Linked DNA regions of Homo sapiens: region 1 is linked to region 2. Evidence: chromatin loops called from intact Hi-C (ENCODE). Cell type or tissue: heart left ventricle. All regions are shown on one strand.

Region 1 (8,000 bases), 65 kb after region 2:
GATTGCTTTCTTTCAGTCTCCTTGCTCAGCTAGTACACATAACTGATGCAGTCTGCCATTTCAATAACTTACTTTGGTTGCAGTTGTTTCTGTTAGTCAATATGCATTTTACACATGCAAATTAATCCTGTAGTTACTACCACATCTGGCTGAGACGAGAGACCACATCTGTCAGGGTGCAGGACTAGAACAACAGAATCCCCTTAGGCAGACAAAAAGCTCTGAATTGCGAACATCATTCTTATTGTGTATTTGCTTAAAACATCTTTACTCAGGCTGGGTGCAGTGGCTCATACCTATAATCCCAGCACTTTGGGAAGCCAAGGCAGGTGGATCACATGAGGCCAGGAGTTTGAGACCAGCCTGGGCAACATGGTGAAACTCCATCTCTACTAAAAATACAAAAATTAGCCAGGTGTAGTGGTGCATGTTTGTAATTCCAGCTACTTTGGAGGCTGAGGCAGGAGAATCGCTTGAACCTGGGAGGTGGAGGTTGCAGTGAACTGAGATGGCACCACTGCCCTCTAGCCTGGGTGACAGAGTGAGACTCTGTCTCAAAAAAAAAAAATAAATAAATAAACAATAAAACATGTTTATTCAAATTCAAAGTCTATTCCTTCCTCTTGTGGTGAATGTTTTGAATATGTAGTTAATGGGGACAAAAACATTTTCAGCCATTGTTAAAAAAAGAAACCAAGTGGGTGAAGGAGTAATAACTGGAGAAACTGCCACTCATCTAGTTATCTTTAGATGAATAGAAATGGAGACCAGTTTAACCCATTTTAGCACCAAGTAGAAATTAATTCCTAGAGTCCCACCCTAAGGTGAATGTGACTGTCTATAATTACCCAGTGACGTGGGCTGCCACAGTCAAGAGGGTGGGTAGGTGTGTGGCTGCACTTACGTGTCTGGGTTCTCTGTGATTATCCCATCTCCAGATTTCCCTGGACCCTGGATAGATTCCATGGCTGTTGAGTAGAGAACCTTCTGCATCCCAGTCCGCTTAGCATCAGGCACATTTTGTGGGGTCTCCTCCTCTTTCTCTTTGAGGGAATGGTCCAGGAAATGAATTCCCAACAGAAGGCTATAATCCATGATCTTGAAGCTTTCTAGCACCTGAATGAGAAAAAGAACCAGGAAGCCAGTCAACCCAAAGGCCTGTTCGTCTCATCTACTCATTATCAGAGAGCTCTAGATATACAGACACACAGCTCCTGTTATTCCTCCCAGCGGGGTGGCTGAGAGATGAAGAATCAAAATAAAAACACTTGAGGTTATTATTAGGCCACATGCAGGAAGGATTATCACAATGGCTCCAAGATGGGAATTTTATGCAAATCTGAAACAAGCACATGTTTTCTCAACCCTCCATGAAAGTTTCACTAATAGCACGGATTGAGTACTTTCCATGTGCCAGTGCTAGGAAGCTCATTTGCATTCAATCTCAACAACTCTATAAGCTAGGTACTACTATTGTCTATTTTACAGATGAAAAACTGGAGGCACAGAGAGATAAGGTAATCTGCTCAATATCACACAGCACATAAGTGACAGAGACCCAAGCAGTCAACTCCGGTGTCCACACTCTTAAGCAGTAGAGCAGAGAAACCAACAACCAATAGTCTCTACAAGCTTGTAAGTTTGTACGCTTGTATCTTCCTCAGCATGAAGACACAGCTAGAATGTATCTTTTCTAGCTGAATGTATCTTTTCTATGTCTGAATTCTGTTCTCATAAACTTCTTGGAAGTTAGTGGTCTTCTTCTCAAAACCTCTTTTTTTTTTTTATTTTTGAGACAGAGTCTCGCCCTGTCGCCCAGGCTGGAGTGCACTAGCGCAATCTCAGCTCACTGCAACCTCTGCCTCCCGGGTTCAAACGATTCTACTGCCTCAGCCTCCCAAGTAGCTGGTATTACAGGTGCCCGCCACCACACCCAGCTAATTTTTGTATTTTTAGTAGAGACAGGGTTTCACCATGTTGGCCAGGCTGGTCTCGAACCCATGACCCCATGATCTGCCTGCCTCGGCCTCCCAAAGTGCTGGGATTACAGGTGTGAGCCACCGCACCCAGCCCTCAAAGTCTGTCTTTCGAAGGTGCCGTTCAGTTCCCTGTAGCAAGTCCTTTAAAAATATAATCTCAACAAAGCATAGTACTTCATGTTTAATTATCCACTCAGCAGACAGTGGGGAGGCAAGGGAATTAAAAATAGTTGGATGCAGCCAGACAAAAGAGATGGCAATGCTCTGAAAAGAAAATGACAGGAGACAAAGGTCTGGGTCCGAGTCTGTTGAGATGGCTTCAGGGTATAGGTGGGGCTTTGACACTCAGGACCTTTTCAGACGGAAGAGCAGTGTTCAGGAAGAATGCCTGCAAACTGGGTGTTTTCCTCTATGATAAAGTTCTTTTTCTACTAGTCTGTATATGATTCTCCCCTACAACAGACTTCTTAATACCTGGTATTTCTCACACAAAGCTGCTCAGAAAAGCAAGACAACCCTGGTTGTCAGAACGGCTGTCTCTGAACCAACATGAGAAGCTGTTCCTATACTTTAGCTAGGAAACACCCTGAAGGATCATAGCCTATAGATAATTGTTTAGGGATAAAATAATCCAGAATTTCTTGTGCTTCTTGTTCTTGTTCAGCCCAACTGCCTTTTGATATTTATGATATAGTAAAGAGGGGATCAGGCCTGAAGATTCAGTTACCTGTGGCTGCCACTTCATGGATGCCACCTGAGAAAAGGCTTTGTGAAGTATGGCATATGGCCTTCAAGAAATAGGTTATTCTGTATTACAGGCATCTTTGCCATCAATGAGAACTGAGAGTGGGCTGCAAATGGGTATCAATTATTCCAGAGGGTTCACACTTCATCTTTCAAAAAGTCAAGTTCAGAAGGGAGTCAGGCAGGAGCTCAGAGTAGAATCTTATCACTTAAGAGGTTTGGGCTGTGGGATTTCCTAACCCAAGTGATCTAAGAATGGCTTGATAACAATGTGGAACCAGCCTTCCTAATGGAAGGAGGAGTGATGTCAAGTTGGAGGAGGAAGGGAGGGGTGATAGGAAATCCTTCTTACCACTGATCCAATGCTTGAGTACCAGACCCTTTGGCTGGTTCTCCATGGAGGTGTTATCAGTGCCTCACTGCACCATACAGTAGCACAGACCATGGGAGAAAGAAAGACTGTTTTATGTCAGAAGCACCAAGGGCCAGACTCTTAAAAGAAAACACTAACAGATATTAGATGCTTTCTTCAGACAGAAACAAGTGGTAGAAGGGCCTTAACCTTTCTAATTCTCAACCATACTGAAATGATGGCTTGGCAACAGTACCCCCCGAGACAGCTTCAACAACTCTTCACAATGAATGACCATTTGCAGATGCTAACTTCCCTACTCATATTTATCAGTGCTAGCGCTTCCTTTCTCGGAGAGACTTGGATAAGGACATGGGGGATGAGGGATGAAGAGCATGGACTCTGTGACCTTAGGCAGGTCACATCATCTCCTTGTGTCTCAGTTTCCTCATCTGTAAAATGCTGACACTATTACATATCATATAGGGTGCTTGTAAAAATTAAATGTGACAATGCAAGTCAAGTGCTTAGAAAAGTCTCTAGCATAAAGTGCTTAATTAATTGCTAGCTCTTATCACTATGATTATAATTCACGGTGACTCATCCCTCACACTAGCTCAAGAGACAACAGGTGTTCGCTTGAAGTAAACATTCCTAGAATTACACTTCTGAAAACAAATGTCACTAAATTAGCCAACAAAAATAGAACTGTATTGCTGGCCTGCTTACCAGTGTCATTCTGGCAAATCCTAATTCCTTTAGAAGCTCTGGGTTTGTGGATACCAAGGGGTATGGCCTGGATGGCTGACAACACAGGAATTTTCTCTTGTCTTTTTCTTTTTATTTATTTATTTATTTGTTTATTTTTTTTATTGAGATGGAGTCTTGCTCTGTTGCCCAGGCTGGAGTGCAGTGGTGCAATCTCGGCTCACTGCAAGCTCCACCTCCCGGGTTCACACCATTCTCCTGCCTCAGCCTCCCGAGTAGCTGGGACTACAGGCGCCTGCCACCACGCCTTGCTAATTTTTTGTATTTTTAGTAGAGACGGGGTTTCACCATGTTAGCCAGGAAGGTCTCAATCTCCCGACCTCGTGATCTGCCCGCCTCAGCCTCCCAAAGTGCTGGGATTACAGGCGTGAGCCACTGTGCCTGGCCAGGAATTTTCAATTGGCAAAAACACAGTCTTCTGCCCTGCACAGCCCAAAGCATCCTCCAAAGCAGTAAGCTGGCTTCAAAAGCAGGTCCTAAGAAGACTCTGACAATACTGTGGATGTTCCCAAAAGGCACCCAGAATCATTTACTCAAGTTAGGAGTGGTCAAGCTTAAAAACATTCCGGACACCATGATTTTCCTCCACAGAGTATCCATGAATGAATTCTGCTTGTTAAAAACCTTTGTTTTTTTTAAAAAAATGCTTTTTTTATATTGTCATGCAATATTCAACCTCTGCAAAGCATTTTCCTCAGCAAAGCATCCATGAATTAATTGTTAAGAAGATTTTTTTAAAAATGAAATACTTTTTCTTATATTTTTCCTGCAATATTCAACCTGAACCATGTGTTTTGTACTTGCAGTCTTTTTTCCCGGCCCATGAACAGGCCTAAGAGAACTGTGCAATTTTACAGGTGAGACAAAGTCAGGCTGTGTGGTCCAAACTGAACTATTGGATAAAGTAAGACACTATCCTGATCCTGTAAGGGGTCCGATTTTTTTTTTTAAAGAATAAATTCCAAGAGAGAATTAACTTTTGAAAAAGTGATAAAAAATATTAAAAAGAGCTTCATCTCCTCTGTACTCTTCTTTTGGATTGCCAGCATCTGGGAAGGGTGCTGAGTTGTCCTCGTGAGGCCAAGACCCCTACTTTCAGTGTGGAAGGCTTAAAAAAAGAAATTCTATCCCCATATGTGGAAAGCTGGCCATTGCAGTTAGAGTTTGGGTTGGGAAAAATCACCATCGATTAAGAAATCTGAAGGAACAAAAAGAGAAATGTATATGCATATATTTTAAAACAAATTAAAAGGCTTCTGTAATGAGAAACTCTGGGAACAGATTTTAGTCACGTACTTTTAAGATTTGCATCAATTAGGAACAAAATAGTTCCGTTACTCATATCATCCCAGTCCTTTAATTAAAAGAATTGATAAATCTGCCAACAACTTAACATGTGTGAGCTTTAAGAGTTAGCAACATTCTGCAACATGACAGACACCAGTTAGTCCAGTTCATCACTCAGGTGCACATTTCCAGAATGTCTGCCTGACCTTACTGTTGCTAGTATATTCTGTACCTGTGCATTTACTATTCAAAACTCAGGTTACAATGCAAATACAGGTGCCTTTCCGTCTAGCTCTGGCAGGACTTTACTTCCCTACTTGTAAAAAAAGGAAACAGGAATGATTCACAGAACTATTTAAAACTGAAAGCAAGTTGGAATACTGCAAGGCTTTCTATTGCCAAAGTCAGATTCTTTCTTCCTTCTCTCTCAAGGACTAATTTAAGTCAATAACAACATTGGAATGTAGTAAAAAAGTCAATGTCAAAGTCAATGTCAAAGCAGCTGCTAGAGTACCCTGAAGACACAATCAAAAACTACCTGTTCTTGAAATGAGAGCATATTCCTCAGGTTTTCATGACTGGTGATGCATGAGTGTTCCTGTAACTTCTGTAGATTTGGGGACCTAATGTGGAAATATCCTAACTCAGAATCATAGGCATTGCCATCCTCTCTTCATGACTAAAGGCTACAAAGAGCAGCTGGTCCTCCTTTTGCTTTTACATCTTTAACACCACATCACACTGCAAACTATCTTCTGTCTTACTGCTAGCAGGAGCTGGTGTGGCTGCAGGGTGGTTCAGTCTCCTTGCTCTGGAACCAGATGGCCTGGTTTGACTCATGGCTCCCCCACTTGCTTGTTTTTGGGCAAAGTATTTAACATTTCTGGTATCTATTCTCACCTGTATTATCTCTATAATAGGGATTCCTACCAAATAATTCCTACCAAAGTTACTGTGAAGATTAACTGAGTTAATCCGTGCCAAGTCTTAGGCACACAAAAAGCACTCAATTAATGTCAGCTATTCATGTTATTCCTCCACCTGCAGAATCGATCCCTATGACCAGCCCACCTTGAATCTCCCCTCTCCCTTAGCTATTGTGCCCTGGCTTCTCTTGGTTCTTTGTCTATTTGACTTTTCCACTTTTTCTTCCTGTGCCCTAAAGATGTTCACCCAAAGCTCTCTGTTTTTTCTACTTTCTAGTACTTACATTCATTGACTCTTTTGTTGGAAAAAAAAATGTTTGAGTGCCACGCACTGTGGAAGTTGATGGATCTTCAGGGATAAAACAACAGATAATTATTCCATACTCAACATTAAACAAGCCCGAATTACACATTGTAATAAGGCCTGGAGGGAAAAATCAGAGAGCTGTGGGAAGATCCCACAGGAAGTACCTACTTTCGACTGGGGGGTATTTCAGCAGTCCAGGTAAGAGAGGGTAATACTTGAATGAGTAGGGGCAGCTGGGGAGCTCGAGGGAGAAGTGGATAGATTTGAGATCTTCTTAAAGGTAGATTCCAATTACCATCTTTCTACAGAAAATTCCTAAATTGTTGCATTTAATCTGACTTCATTCCTAAGCTGCAGCCCAATATATTTCCTTCAGAACATCTCTAAACTTCTTTTTTAAATTAAAAAAATATTTTTTTGAAACAGAGTCTCACTCCATCACCCAGGCTGGAGGCAGTGGTGCAAACATGACTCACTGCAGCCTTGACCTTTTGGGCTCAAGTGATCCTCTCATCTCAGCCTCCCGAGTGGCTGGAACTACAGGCACATGCCACCACACCTGACTAATTTTTTGTGGAGATGGGGTTTTGCCTTGCTGCCCAGGCTGGTCTTGAACTCCTGGGCTCAAGCGATCCAACCACCTCGGCCTCCTAAAGTGCTGGGATTACAGGCATGAGCCACCATGACCATCTAAATGTCTACACATGGCCATGCTATAACCCTAAATTCTTACCTCACTCCAAAGCAGTTCTTTTTCCTCACTTCCCTCTTTTATTTGAAATCATTCTAATGCGATTTCATACTTCATGGCTACTTTTCCTTCACTGAGTCACCCAATCCTGCAGCTTCTATTATCAAAACGTTCCTTCTCTCTAATGATAATGAATTAATTTCAGTTTCCCATTCTTTTTTTTTTTTTTTTTATTTGAGATGGAGTTTTGCTCTTGTTGCCCAGGCTGGAGTGCAATGGCATGTTCTCGGCTCACTGCAACCTCCGCTTCCCGGGTTCAAGCAATGTTCCTGCCTCAGCCTCCCAAGTAGCTGGGATTACAGGCGTGTGCCGCCATGACCAGTTAATTTTGTATTTTTAATAGAGACAAGGTTTCTCCATGTTGGTCAGGCTGGTCTCGAACTCCTGACCTCAAGTGATCCACCTACCTCAGCCTCCCAAAGTGCTGGGATTACAGGCGTGAGCCACCATGCCTGGCCCAGTTTCCCATTCTTTCCTCACAAACCCATTCCTGACATCTGTGCTTGACCAGGTCACATCACATCCCTACTCAAAGCCTTCAGTCTCTCACCACTGCTTGGTGCCAGTGCTTCAATTTGACATAGAAAGTCCTCACTAATATGGCCCTAGCCAATGTCTTTTTGTTACTTAATGCCTGGCTAGAGACATTTGCCAGGCTAGTCTAACTGGAGCTCTTTACCCCTGAATGTGCTCTGAAGATGTAAACTCTGATGCTTCTGCTCATGTCGTTTCTTCTAGATGGTCCTTACCATCTTTTCAAATCCTACTGTTTTTTCAAAGCCTGTCCCCACTCCATGCAAATTTACTAATGATTTCAACAAACTATTGGGATATGTCTCCCCTCTGAAGACCCAAGCACATTATTAGTGTCCCTCTGTCATATAAA
Region 2 (8,000 bases):
TGTCCCTGGGTGGGGACAGACACCTCTGATCAACAGTTCTCTCTAAAGATCACATTCTAACTGCCACTCTTTTCTTGGCCTCAATAACCTCTTTTAAAGGCTGGAGGTGGGTAGTCAGCTGAGGGCTGTAGAGCTGATTTTCTGCCATTCAAAAACCAGTTTTGACCTTTGCAAGTGCTATAGTCTCACATTTACTTTTGTTTTGGGCCTCAGCCAAAACAGATACTAAAAATATTTCAGTTTAACACTGTCACATTATTTTTAGCAAAGAGAGATTAGTAAAGGTTATATGCACTACTGAAGAGAAAGGTGTAACTTTCCTAATCAAGAAATGTTTCACATAGGACATAAAGTCTTACCTAGGCTCAAGAACCTATAAACTGTATGCAGGAGTATGTATGTGCATGTCCATTGTGGCTTAAAAAATAATGAAATGTAATTATCAAAAGAGTAAGGAGATAACGCAAGAATAAGTCATCTAATTCAAATAAATGCATCCATAGTCTACAGCAAAGTCTTCTCTTGAAGATGCCCCAAGCAGTAAAGGTAATATAATTTTTTTTTTTTTGAGATGGAGTCTCGCTGTCACCCAGGCTTGAGTGCAGTGGTGCAATCTTGGCTCACTGCAACCTCCACCTCCCGGGCTTAAGCGATTCTCCTGCTTCAGCCTCTCAAGTAGCTGGGACTACAGGTGCGCACCACCATGCCCAACTACTTTTTTTTTTGTATTTTTAGTAGAGATGGGGTTTCACCATGTTGGCCAGGCTGGTCTTGAACTCCTGGCCTTGGGCGATCCACCCACCTCAGCCTCCCAGAGTGCTGGGATTACAGGCGTGAGCCACCGTGCCTGGCCAGTAATATACATTTAAAAAAAGGATTTTCATTTAAATGTCTATGCCATTGATCAATTTAATATTCATTGCTCCTCAGTTCTGACTTTGGGAAGTATTCTTGCTTTTGTCCTGATATTTTTACTGCATTGTTGATTTCCTGGGCACAAGCCTATTTAGAATCAATTTCTAATTTATCTGGCTGAGAGTTTCCTAGGTTCTGTTTTAGGGGTCACTTAGAAGCAAGGATACCTCTCTTAGGAGGAATATCCTGAAAATCTAGTGGTCAGGTCAGAGTGCCCACCATTTCTCAGACTTGTGGCTTGGGAAGATCCAGTTACAGCAGCAAATTTACGTGACTGGGTTTAGGAGTCTGGCTGCCTGCCTAGGTTCTGCACCATCAAGTTTTGCCACAATTCTCTCGATTCAGGCTGTCTGAGGGCTAATTGCATGTAATTTGCAACAAGCCACACAGGAAACTGTTAATCTACTCAGCTATGTTCTTCCCTTGTAAAAACACAGAAACTGCCAGTACTCTTCCCGGGCTCTGTGCTCTGCTCTCCGAACAAGTCATAAACTTCTCACAGGTGAGAGCAGTACAGGAGGAGCGATTTTTCTTCCTGGCTGTCTCTCTAGGAGAAAACGTTAATGGCACCCTGATGCCACACAGGCCTCTGTCATTTACAGAAAAAAAAAAAAAGATTCTTTTGGTTATCAGCAACATTAGTTTGGCTTCATTGGAGAGCATTAGCCTGGCTGGACTGCTGAAAACAGTCATTGATAATTTTATAGCCTGGAACACTCTGATTTCTGTTTGCAGACCTAATGAGTGTTTTATAGCTAATTCTCATGAGAGCATTTGTTGAGGGAACATATGGTACTATCCACAGTTTTTGTCTTTTAAAAGTCATTCTCTCACTGCCTCAATTTGTTTTAATCGAAGTAATAAACATCATAATAAAGCACACAACACAGATGACTTCTGATGAAAAGCAACAACCTCCTGCCCTCCCCACCCCCACCCTCCGCCATTCCCTAGGGGCAGCAGCCCTTTTTGGGATTTCTCTTTTAATATTTTCTGGCGATTCCCTTCATGTCTTTTGATGAATCAGGGGTTAAAAGATTCTTAACCTAAGGTAGCATCCATTGATTCACTATGAGGGACATTTACCCTCTTCTACCCTGTGTCTTCTTCCAACATTTGCTATTTATATTTTATTTTGTAACTGTAAATAACATACCTAGTGAGCTTTTTTATTCCATCAACCACACACCGTATCCTTTAACTCCCCACATTATTTCATCTTTGTCCCTGCTTTCCCCTCTCACTTTATATTAGACACACTTAAAAAACACCGAACAACTTTTATCTCTACTTTGTCAGGGCTGTTCATATTTATATCCTATCTTGCAGCTATAACAAAATTGCTCCCTCTTTGTCCACAGATTGGCTCTAAAATTAGAAAATTGACACATAGAGTTTATAGTATTGTGACTATATAAATATTGTATACTGCCTGGCCAACAGTGAGTTAGGGTTATATTTCCCTCTCTGGGTTCAGAGTCATAATTGCTGGGTCATGCAAAGAAAAATGTTTCCCAAATCAAAGTTAAATGGAGTCTTTTTTTTGCCCCCTAAGTTTGCTTAAATTCATGCCACATTTTAGGCTGCTTCATGTTAGGAGGTTTTTGCCCTTCAGAAACTGTCATGTGGGGAAGAAACCTCAGAGAATATCCAGGCGAAGGGCAGAGGCCTTGATACAAGCTCTGCGTCTCTGATTACTGGTTACAATGCTGGGCAAGTTATGACACTGAGCTCCTGGTTCCTCATCTGTGGGTGGGAAAGATGCCCAGCCCATCTCACAAGGCCAGCAAGAGGATCAGTTTGGATAGTACAAGAGAAAGAAAGGCCAAGAGAGGGTAAAGCTCTTTGGGATAAGCAAACAGGAGTATCAACAGGACTCTTACCTCTGAGACTCTGCCTGTTTTCATGGGGCTTTGATGAGGTCTGCTTGCATAGACAGATTTATCGTAAGACCTTGGAAAGAATTCCTTTTCTGCTCTTAGTTTAGCTACCAGAACATTAACTGATAACAAATGTAGACAGGAAAGCTCTACCTGCAGAGAACACCCACAAATACAGCCTGGTCTCACTTAATGGCTGCAAAGACTTGTTTAGTACCAGAGCCACACTCTGCTTAAGGGCAAGCCCATTCCAGCGTGACCCAGGCGCTTCTGAAGTGATGGTCAAACCAACACCTTGTGCCCCACTGGGAAAAAGCTCACCTTTGGTTGGGGCAGGGAGTGGGTGAGGATACTACAGGGTGTGGAAATTCTCAAGCACTAGCACTAGCGCTCCTGCTGCAGCCTGGACAGTATCAGCGTGTGGCACATCTCATGCTCCTGCCAGGACAGAGCGGCTCCTTCATGCTCAGCCCTTGGCTGAGTGTGTGGACACATCTACAAAACCCCCCAACACGGACCCAGGGAAGTAGAAAAGCTTTGACCACAGTCACTGCACCCAGAATGCTTAGCCGCCTGCCACCATACAGGAGGCTTTCAGAGATCTGCTTGTTTCTGCCTTTCTCACTTTCAGCCCTGAGCATGGCTGCTGCTCTTCCCCACTCTCCCACTTTTGCTATTTTTAGACAAGGAGACTGCCTGTTTCTAATGAAGGCAGCAGAGCAGCAGGCTCTCTCCTGGTATCAACCGATGGCTCCCCTCCCCGCAGTGAGCACCAGAAGCAGGAAGCCTGCTGCAGGCACAGCTCAGACAGCAGCACTTAGAACCCATAGGCAGGAAGAGACTCAAACAGTGTGTTTCCAGGTTTATTCATTGTGAGGACAGAAGCCACAATGGCTCAGAGAACTGGCAGTGACTGAGCTCCTGCCATGAGCAGCCTCAGAGGTGAGAAGAGGGCCTCCTCTCCCTTTGAGGGGAGTGACTCTGTGTGTGATAGGATATAAATATAAAAAGGGTTCCTCCTTTTTAAAGAGGAACCCTCATCCAAGTTCAGGGACCTTTTTCACCGTATATCGCTATGAGATTTGTTTTTCTTTCCAATATCATACCCCAACATGTACACACACAAGCACAGGTGTAAAGCTAGCAGGCATCGTTGACTGTGATGTTTATACTGTGATGACTGTATTACACATGTTATTTCATTTACTCATTAAAAAGAACCCTGTTAGGTGAGGTCTCTGGCTATTTATTTTGTACATTTGAGTATTAAGACTATCTTGTCTCACCTCTGGTGGCATTTGGATTTGAACGTAGGTCTGACTGGAGTAACCTGTCCTACACATATTGCCTTGAGCCATCCAATCACTGCAGAAAATTAGCCCTTTCCTGTGTTTCTAAGTTATCCCCAGCAACCATGGTTCAATTATAAAAGAGAAAAAGAGATACAGAGATCCATTTCCCAATGACAAATCTATTTCTATATACAAGTCTTGATTATTTGATTTCATCAAAGGAACAAGGAATAGTTGTTAAAGCACAACAACAGAAACCTTCGACACCCCTACTCATATCATATACAGAAATTAATTTGAGATGGATCACCGACAAAATGTGAAAGTTAAACGTAGAAAGCTTCCAGGAAAAAACGAAGGAGAAAAGCCCTTCGGGTCACGTCTAAGAAGGGGCAGAAGGGAACTTGCTGGTGGGATGGGGGAATGTTCTTTATCTTGATCTGGGTGATGGTAACTTGGGTACATATTTTTCAAAATTTATGGAACTACAAAGATTTCTGCATTTTTACTATATATAAATTTTACTTTAATAATGAACTGTCAGCATAATAAACAGTATCTGCTTTTCTCCCTACAAAACTACCAATCATCCATTCAAATGTATACTGAGTGCCTACTTCATTCCAAGTGCTGGGCTTAAACCAAAAAGTAAGCAGACATGGTCAGAACACCAACTTAGGGAGCTTCCCAAAAAGTTGGGGCAACAACCTAAGTGTGCCTTATCTGATGAATGGTTAAAGCAAATGTGGTATACATATACAAAGGAAGAGTATTCATCCTTAAAAAAGAAGGAAATTCTGCCATTTGCAATAACATGGATGAACCTGGAGGACATTATGCTAAATGAAATACGCCAGACGCAAAAAGCCAAACACTGCATGAACTCATTTGTAAAATCTAAGAAAGCTGAACTCATAAAAGCAGAGACTAGAATGATAGTTACTGGTGGAAAGAAGAGGAAGTGAGGAGGTGTTGGCCAAAATGTATGCCAGATGAGGAAGTTCTGGAGATCTGAGGCACAGTGTGGTGACCATAGTTAATAATCACGTATTGTGTACTTGAGATTTGCTAGAAGAGTTGATCTTAAGGGTTCTCACCACACAAAAGATATAACCACGTGAGGTGATAGATATGTTAATTGGCTTGATGTGGTAATCATTTTACAATGTATCACCTTAAATATATATAATTTTTATTTGTTAAGTATACCTCAATAAAGCTGGGGAAAAACCCTAAAAACCCCCAAAAGTTGAGGAGATATATATTAATAATAAATGTTAAAAAGAAGCCAATAGGCCAGGCGCGGTGGCTCACGCCTGTAATCCCAGCACTTTGGGAGGCCAAGGTGGGTGGATCACAAGGTCAGGAGTTCGAGACCAGCCTGGGGTGAAACCACATCTCTACTAAAAATACAAAAAATTAGCTGGGTGTGGTGGTACACACCTGTAATCCCAGCTACTCGGGAGGCTGAGGCAGGAGAATCGCTTCAACCTGGGAGGCAGAGGTTCCAGTGAGCCGAGACCATGCCACTGTACCCCAGCCTGGACAACAGAGCGAGACTCCGTCTCGAAAAAAAAAAAAAAAAGAAGCCAATAATTATATGATTATGAAATATATAAATGCAAAAAAATACGCCACCAAAATAACATCCAAGACAACAACAACAGCAAACCAAAATAAAAACCTTCACCATCAAAGTAATTTCTCTTTCTTTTTTTGAGACAAAGTCTTGCTCTATCACCCAGGCTGGAGTGCAGTAGCCCAATCTCAGCTCACTGCAACCTCTGCCTCCCGGGTTCAAGCGATGTTTGTGCCTCAGCCTCCCAGGTAGCTGGGATTACAGGCAAGCACCACCACACCTGGCTAATTTTTTATATTTTTAGTAGAGATGGGATTTCCCCAGGTTGGCCAGGCTAGTCTCCAACTCCCAACCTCAGGTGATCTGCTCGCCTTGGCCTCCCAAAGTGCTGGGATTACAGCCGTGAGCCACCATGCTAGGCCCATCAAAGTAATTTCTATTAAGCTTCACAATACTGGATGGCTTCTGCTCTCTAGGACAATGTGTTTTACTGTTCATATGTGGCAGAGTCTAACATTATAATTAGTTCCCTTCCTAGAGCTCATATCCATGGAATTAAGAGAGAATATATTTAGGTAGATCCCAGAGGTGAGGCTTAGGTAGATTTAAAAAATGGCAGTATGGGCCATCCATGAAACATTCCCAGGTAGACAGCACACATTGAAAACAGGGTTGACTGTGTTCTCTAGCTAGAGAAAAGCACCATGAAGGCAACAGGAATTGGGACCTTTTGAATCATAGGGCAGGGGTCCCCAACCCCCAGGCCATAGACTGTTACTGGTCTGTGGCCCGCTAGGAACCAGGCCGCACAGCAGGAGGTGAGTGGTGGGTGAGTGAGCATTACTGCCTAAGCTCTGCCTTAGGCAGTAATCAGTGGTGGCATTAGATTCTCAAAGGAGCATGAACTCCATTGTGAACTGCTCATGAGAGGGATCTAGGTTTTGTGTTTCTCATGAGAATCTAATGCCTGATGATCTGAGGCAGAACAGTTTCATTCTGAAACCATCCCTACTCTGCCGTCCAATCCATGGAAAAATTGTCTTCCACAAAACTGGTCCCTGGTGCCAAAAGGGTTGGGGACCACTGTCATAGGGCACCGATGGCCCCTGTGGCTCAGAGGAGCAGTACAATATGTGAAAGAAGGAGCTACAGCAAGAGGCAGGGTAGTGGGGTTGTGGTAGCAACATGGCACTAAGTAGCTGTGAGTACTGTATTTGGGTAAGACATTGAATTTTCCTGTACTCCACAGTTCCCTTCTCTGTAAAAATCAGGAGTTTGGATTTGATCAGGTCTTGCTAGCTTCCAAAAGTTTTGATTCTTAGCCTTAGTTGGTCTTCTCTAACTAAAGTTTGAGATCAGAGTGGCATACTGGAAATAAAATATGCTGAATTGGAAATGCCTTTTGCTGTGTAAGCTAATGGAACCAATAAAGGTTTAAGACACAGTGAACAGGAAACAATTCCTGGCCTAAGCACTATTATTTCTCTGTACTACACCTCAATGGCATAATTCCCATGGATAGTGGTTTGCTGCCAGATACTCTGCAATCTCTATACTTGCTGCTGTCAGATTCAAACAAACAAAAATTACTCAGAAAAACAAAGCTTTATTCAGAGCCATGTTGTTATGGGTTGAATTGCATCTCCCTAAAATTCATATGTTTAAGTCCTAGCCCCCAGTACCTCAGAATGTGACCCTATTTGGGAATGAGTTTGTTGCAGACATAATTAGTTAAGATGAGGTCATAGTGGAATAGGGTGTGTCCTACTTCGGTATGACTGGTGTTCTTATAAAAAGGGGAAGTTTGGACATAGAGACACAAATACACAAGGAAAGCTCCATGGAAGATAAAGGCAGAGATTTACAAGCCAAGGAATGTCAAAGACGGCCAGCACACCACCAGAAGCTAGCAGAGAGGTATGGAACAGATTCTTCTTCACAACCTCAGAGGGAAAACCCTGCTGATACCTGGATTTCAAACTCCTGGCCTCCAGAACGGTGAGACAAATTTCTGTTGTTTAAGCCATCCAGTTCATGGTACTTTGTAAGGGCAGCTTAGCAAACTAATACTGGTGGTATAAATGCCTGAAGGACAAGCTGGCCTCGGCAAATAGGCTGACTCACTGACTTTCCCTCCATAACACCACCTTGGGAAAAAAGAACTTCTCACTGACATGCATTCATAAATAAACACCTTAACTTTTAGGAAGTTTATATTTTAGGCAACTGAAAAAAAGTACAATTCATATTTCTTGCTAAACACTACATTTTCTGTCTTTAAAAAGTAAGACGTGGCTGGGTGCAGTGGCTCATGCCTGTAATCCCAGCACTTTG

The links. Peaks named below come from ENCODE experiments on the same cell type or tissue, not always from the same donor. Only the 100,000 strongest peaks of a DNase experiment are listed, where the experiment ranks them.
Region 1: a loop joins it to region 2, with 5 times the contacts of the local background. A loop is called at or near these places in 5 of 110 quality-filtered maps.

Annotation. Positions count from the first base shown.
Region 1 is chr9:68,910,664-68,918,663 of GRCh38, reverse strand. It overlaps PIP5K1B (phosphatidylinositol-4-phosphate 5-kinase type 1 beta), which reads right to left. Exons shown (of 16, transcript NM_003558.4): 9 at 905-1,116. Among named protein-coding and RNA genes, the nearest start is that of PRKACG, 99 kb to the left of the region's middle. In heart left ventricle, no CTCF peak of the experiment used is centred here; no DNase peak of the experiment used is centred here.
Region 2 is chr9:68,975,328-68,983,327 of GRCh38, reverse strand. The region is part of intron 14 of PIP5K1B (phosphatidylinositol-4-phosphate 5-kinase type 1 beta); the gene reads right to left. It overlaps LOC101927069 (a long non-coding RNA gene), which reads left to right and starts at 7,487. Exons shown (of 3, transcript NR_110647.1): 1 at 7,487-7,664. In heart left ventricle, no CTCF peak of the experiment used is centred here; DNase peaks (open chromatin) are centred at 3,181 and 3,558; H3K4me3 peaks cover 590 bases; H3K27ac peaks cover 5,972 bases.